2 separate regions of the Homo sapiens genome follow, and region 2 is linked to region 1. A link is a loop called in an ENCODE intact Hi-C map of the cell type or tissue named here. Cell type or tissue: lower leg skin. All regions are shown on one strand. Each heading gives the region's core, and the rest is flanking DNA. Links, peaks and the distances in the headings are about the cores only.

Region 1 (2,915 bases), core at 140-2,639:
GGAGAACAGAGGTTTTATGTAGGGAGCTCTGTGATCTCACTCTGCTGCTGCTTGGAGAATGGATGATTAGTACATACGGAAATAGGTGTGCCACTAGAGAGAGCCAGTGCAGCTGTGCAGGCAAGAGGTAGGTGATGATGGCTTAGACTGGGTTGGAAGCAGCGGAGGAAGAATGGGTGGATTGTGGAGGTGCTTAGGATTGAGGTGGAGTGGACAACTTTGCTGTTAGATGGGCGTGGGATGGAGGAGAGCGTGAACCTCGCTTGTTGAAGGGAACGGACTCGCTTAGGGAACAGCCTCTTCTACCACTGCCCTCTCCTTGCCCTACCATGCCTCTTCAGTCAGAACTCCATGGCCTTCCAGCCACTTTTGGTATTGGAATAACCACATTTTCAGGTACTCAGGTCCAGTCTACATAAAAACCTAAATGTGGCTTAGTGTGGTGGCTCACGCCTGTAATCCCAGCACTTTGGGAAATGAAGGTGGGCGGATCACTTGAGCTCAGGAGTTTGAGACCAGCCTGAGCAACATGGCGAAGCCCTGTGTCTACCAAAAATACGAAAAATTAAGCCAGGTGTGGTGGCGCATGCCTTTGGTCCCAGCTACTCAGGAGGCTGAGGTGAGACGATTGCTTGAGCCTGGGAGGCGGAGGTTGCAGTGAGCTGAGATTGCACCACTGCACTCCAGCCTGGGTGATAGAGCGAGACCCTGTCTCCAAAAAAAAAAAAAAAAAAAAAAAAAACCTAAATGTCTCATCTAATTAATTCAAAGCCTCTTCCCCTCATGTTAAGTGATGGCAGGAGTCCCCAAGGGCAGAGGGCGGTGGTGTATGTCCTGCTTCCTTATGCCTGTCCTGTTCCTCCAGGATGGAGAAGGGGCACTGGAGCGGAGACTTGGGGGTCTTTGTTCTCTGCTGGGTTGTCTAGGTTCTTTTTGGCCCACTAGCGCTAGGCCTGTGGTCCTAATGGGTGGCCCAGTGGTTGCTGGCTCTTTCTTGTTGGTGGCGGGGGTGCTGCTTTAGCATGCTCAGGCTGCTGCAACAAAATGCCATGGGCTAAGCTGCTTGTAAACAGCGGACATTTATATCTTATAGTCTGGAGGGCTGGAAGGTCTAAGATCAAGGTGCTGGCAGATTGGTGCCTGGGAAGGGCCAAGCTTTGGTTCATAGCTGGTGCCCTCTCTCTGTCCTCGTGCGGTGGAAGGATGTGGCAGCTCTCTGGGGCCTTCTTTATAAAAGGACACTAATTCCATTCACGAAGACTCCGACCTCATGACCTAATCACCACCTAAAGGCCCTACTTCCTGATACATTACCTTAGGGGTTAAAATTTCAACTTATGAACGGGGGCGGGCGGGGGCACAAACATTCAGAACAGAGCAAAACATTCAGACCTTTGGGCACTTCTGAGACCTTGGTAGGGACTTCGTGCTGGACTGTCTAGTGGAAACTGTGTGACACAACCAGCCTGCCCCCAACCCCCTACCACTGCTGTCCCGCACTCTGCCCCCCTTCCCTCATGGTGTAATTCTGGGGTCTGCTTCCCCAGCAGGACCTATTTGGGGTGGGATTCTTTCAGGATGACACAAGCTCTTACCCTCCTGTGTGCTGGCGGCAGCTGAGCTGGGTCCCCTGCTGTCTTTTTTTTTTGAGACGGAGTCTTGCTTTGTCACCAGGCTGGAGTGCGGTGGCGCGATCTCGGCTCACTGCAAGCTCTGCCTTCGGGTTCAAGCAATTCTCCTGCCTCAGCCTCCCGAGTAGCTGGGACTACAGGCGAGCGCCACCACACCCAGCTAATTTTTGTGCTTTTTTAGTAGAGACAGGGTTTCACCATGTTGGCCAGAAGGGTCTCGATCTCTTGACCTCGTGATCTGCCCGCCTTGGCCTCCCAAAGTGCTGGGATTACAGGCGTGAGCCACCGCGCCTGGCCGGTCCCCTGCTGTCTTAATCCTCTGCCCACTTAGCAACGCTCAGGCTTTTCTGCTGCAGGGTCTTACCTGCAAGGCCTGCACCAGTGTCTGTGTGACCCAACTCCACAGCACCTGCCACAGGCCCTTGGGAGTTTCCTTGTGCTTGGCTCAGCAGCAGACTGGGGTAGTGCAAGCATCTGAACAGACCTTGCCAAGTCCAGCCCAGGGTGAGCCCCAGGCTCCTTGCCACAGGCCACCACCCGTCTCTCTGGGGGCTTGTCTCAGTGGCTTCATGCTTGACTGGGGGAGGGGTTGGTGAGGAGAGCACACTTTTCCTTGTGGGGACCAGAGTGGGAATAGTGCAATACTCAAGACTTAGGTGAATTCCTTTCTGGAAGTCTCTCTTGTGACTGTATTTCTTTTCCTCATGCTGTGGGGGTCAGGGGGATGCAATGATTATGGAGCTGGCAGCCCCTGTCATGAGCCTGGGGAAGGCTCTCTAGCACCCTGCATCACCCTGTGGGCACCCTCAGCTCTGAGACCTGAGCCCTGAGCCCCTGTTCCCAAGGAGCAGAGTCCTTCTCAGGGCCTCTTCTAGAAGGAGCCTTGGTGCCGATGGAAGGGTAACTGAGCGGGAGGAGGAACCTAGGGTTGTGTTGTGTTCTCTAGTTGTTGTTGGTGAAATCCTTTTGGCGTGGGACATAGGAAGGTCTTTGCCCAATGTTCTCTCTCTCTTTTTTTTTTTGAGACAAAGTCTCGGTCTGTTTCTCAGGCTGGAGTGCGGTGGCGCGATCTCGGCTCACTGCAACCTCAGCCTCCCGAGTAGTTGAGATTACAGGCGTGCCCCACCATGCCTGGCTAATTTTTGTGTATTTAGAAGAGACGGATTTCACCGTGTGGGTCAGGCTGGTCTTGAACTCCTGACCTCAGGTGATCCGCCTGCCTCGGCCTCCCAAAGTGCTGGGATTATAGGCGTGAGCCACTGCCCCCGGCCAAGTGTTCTCTTT
Region 2 (2,900 bases), core at 401-2,900, 400 kb before region 1:
TAGTCCCAGCTACTCAGGAGGCTGAGGTGGGAAGATTGCTTGAACCTGGGAGGTTCAGGCTGCAATGACCTGTGAACTCCAGCCTGGGCGACAGAGCAAGACCCTGTCTCGAAAAAAAAAAAAGTAAGTTTATCTCTCTCCCATGTTCTGAGGTGAATGGTCTCAGTAGGTGGTATAGCTGTTTTTTAAAGTCACTCAGGGGCCCAGGATCCTTCTAGCATGTTGTTCCACAATCCTCTAGGACACTGTTATCATTTGCAGGGTTGGAGAAGAATCATTTCAGCTCCAACCGATGGGAAGCAAAGAGGCCAGAGAAGCAGGCAGGCTGTCTTGGAGCCTCCCTTGGAAATGGCACCCGCTGAGCTCACAACTCACTGACAGGCACCTGGCCACTTGGTCAAACCTGACTGCAACAAGACTGAGCCATGTAGTGTAATTGTGTGCCTCAGAAAACAAGGATGGATTCAACGTGGTAAGAAATGAGTAATCGCTGCCAAAAAGTTATCTGGAATAATTTAAAATGCCCATGATTATGAAGTGGTTGCCATAAAAGGCAGGATAATTAATGGTTACATTTCAGCAGGGAGAGATTTTAATTGAGAAGTAAATTTTGAGGTGTTGGCAATGTAAGTGGTAGTTACATGGATGTTCTCTTACATTAATGTGTTTTGCATTTTTAGTGTTTTTCATGACAAAGTGTTTCTAAATAAGGATCTATACTTGTTTCAAGAAGATATAACAGTCCAATCTTTACTGAATGTGTATCTTGAGTCACCTCAGTCAGTCTAGCAGATAAGAAAATTAGACCCCAAAATGACAAGTATCACAGGTTTAATACAGTTTGGTGTGACTTAGTGTTTGTAAAAGTAAATATGTGTAGTTTATTTCCATTAATTTCTGAGTTGAAATTCCATATTTATTTGGTATGAAATAGGCTCATGGAAATAAAAGGCTAATTTACAATATTTTTCTTAGAAGAATTTGACATAACAGCTCAGTATTTCACAAGAATCCAGAGTCAATTAAAACTTTAGGTCCAGCATCACTCATCAATAATCCACCAGCAATCCAACTTTAATTTGGATTCATATGATGAAGGAATAAAACTGGTGAGAATCTGTGGTGGAAAGACTCCAAGGTGGCCCTATGATCCCTGCCTCTTGGTATCATGTCCTCACATAACCCCAAACCGCTTTGAGGGTGAATGGGACTATTGATTAGCTTCTAACCAACAGAACACACCAAAGGCAGCAGCATGTATTTGATCACATTATATAAAACTGTAATGTCAGTGCTGCTAGGGAAAGTGAGCTGCCATATTGTAGGTTGCCCACATAGAGGATCACATGACAGGAACTGGGGATGCCTTCCAGACACCAGCCAGTGAGAAACTGAGACCCTTGGTCTGAAAGTCTACAAGAAACTGAATTCTGTCAACAACCATGTGAGCTTAGAAGAGAATGCTTCCCCACTGCAGCCTCAGGAGAGACACCAGACCTGGCTGACACCTGGAGTCCACCCTTGCAGAGGACCTAGCAGAGTCAGGTCCAGGCTCCTGACGCACAGAAACTGTACAACAATAATTGTGTTTTTTAAGCCAATAAGTTTGTATTAATAATGTTATACAGCAATAGAAAATACAAAATCCTTATGAAAATTCCACTATTTTTACAAATCCAAGAGAGAAAAGTAGTATCATATCTTTTTCTATTACCTTCTCAATAACCTTAACAAACAAAAGCCAGAATTTTAACGGGGTATTTTATTTTCAGAGATGAGATCTTGCTATGTTGCCTAGGCTGGACTCGAACTCCTGGGCTCAAGTGATCGTCCCAGGCATTAACAATGTATTTTAGAACAACAATAAGAGCTTATATGAGATGGACTGACTGTCGTAAATTTTTCATCAGAGCCTCATATTATAGCTGCCAGAGGCATTTCATTATTCTTACCGGTTTTTGAAGGGGAGTATATTTCCACCTCTGTCAAGTATGCACCCTCTATTATTCAAAAAAATATGGAATAATGTGATTATGATAGTGTCTTACACTATCAATTGCTAGGCATGTAATTCACACTCAAAAATTCTTACCAGTTTATTAGTGACTTCTACTATAATAAAGTATATAAGCAACAGATGCCTCAATATGAATGGATCAAAACGTTAAGTGCAAATGTATCTTAATCAAGATGTGTTTATAAGAGCTTTTGTGCTAATATTCGGCAATACTCTCAATTATTTCAATGCAATTTCATTACTCAATTATATCTCACTCACTTATACCTTATTTTGTAGAAAGAGAAACCAACCACAAACTATTGGCCCAGGCTTGCAAATTTAAAATAAAAACTGCTTTGCTAGTAGCAAAAAAAAAAAAAAAACACCAACAAAAAACAAAACAAAAAAACACCAAAAGCCCTGATGTTATAAACATTTCAGTGACATTTGTGAGCATATCACTGCTTTCACTTTTTTTTTTTTTTTTTTTTGAGATAGAGTCTCACTCTGTCGCCCACGCTGGAGACCTCAGCTCACTGCAAGCCCCGCCTCCTGGGTTCATGCCATTCTCCTGCCTCAGCCTCCCAAGTAGCTGGACTACAGGCGCCTACCACCACTCCCAGCTAATTTTTTGTATTTTTAGTAGAGACAGTGTTTTACCGTGTTAGCCAGGATGGTCTCGATCTCCTGACCTCATGATCGCCGACCTCGGCCTCCCAAAGTGCTGGGATTACAGGCGTGAGCCACCGCACCCGGCCCCACTGCTTTTACTATTATACCACATCATAAATCCATATACACTGATCCAATAATCCTTGCCACCTAAGAGTTTACATTTCTATAGCAGCACAATACACATATTGTCAAAAACATATCTCTTGTTCACCACACAAAATAGCAA

Evidence for each region. Hi-C counts contacts between places; a loop is a spot of excess contacts. Peaks named below come from ENCODE experiments on the same cell type or tissue, not always from the same donor. Only the 100,000 strongest peaks of a DNase experiment are listed, where the experiment ranks them.
Region 2: it touches region 1 in a loop (7-fold over the local background); 7 of 110 quality-filtered maps call a loop at or near these places.

Annotation. Positions count from the first base shown.
Region 1 is chr4:2,621,542-2,624,456 of GRCh38, forward strand. All of the region lies in intron 2 of FAM193A (family with sequence similarity 193 member A), which reads left to right. Among named protein-coding and RNA genes, the nearest start is that of FAM193A, 86 kb to the left of the region's middle. RefSeq lists an enhancer at 2,173-2,915. In lower leg skin, for the core only: no CTCF peak of the experiment used is centred there; a DNase peak (open chromatin) is centred at 1,330.
Region 2 is chr4:2,225,879-2,228,778 of GRCh38, forward strand. All of the region lies in intron 3 of POLN (DNA polymerase nu), which reads right to left. HAUS3 (HAUS augmin like complex subunit 3) reads right to left here. Exons shown (of 6, transcript NM_001303143.2): 6 at 2,471-2,900. Among named protein-coding and RNA genes, the nearest start is that of HAUS3, 15 kb to the right of the region's middle. In lower leg skin, for the core only: no CTCF peak of the experiment used is centred there; no DNase peak of the experiment used is centred there.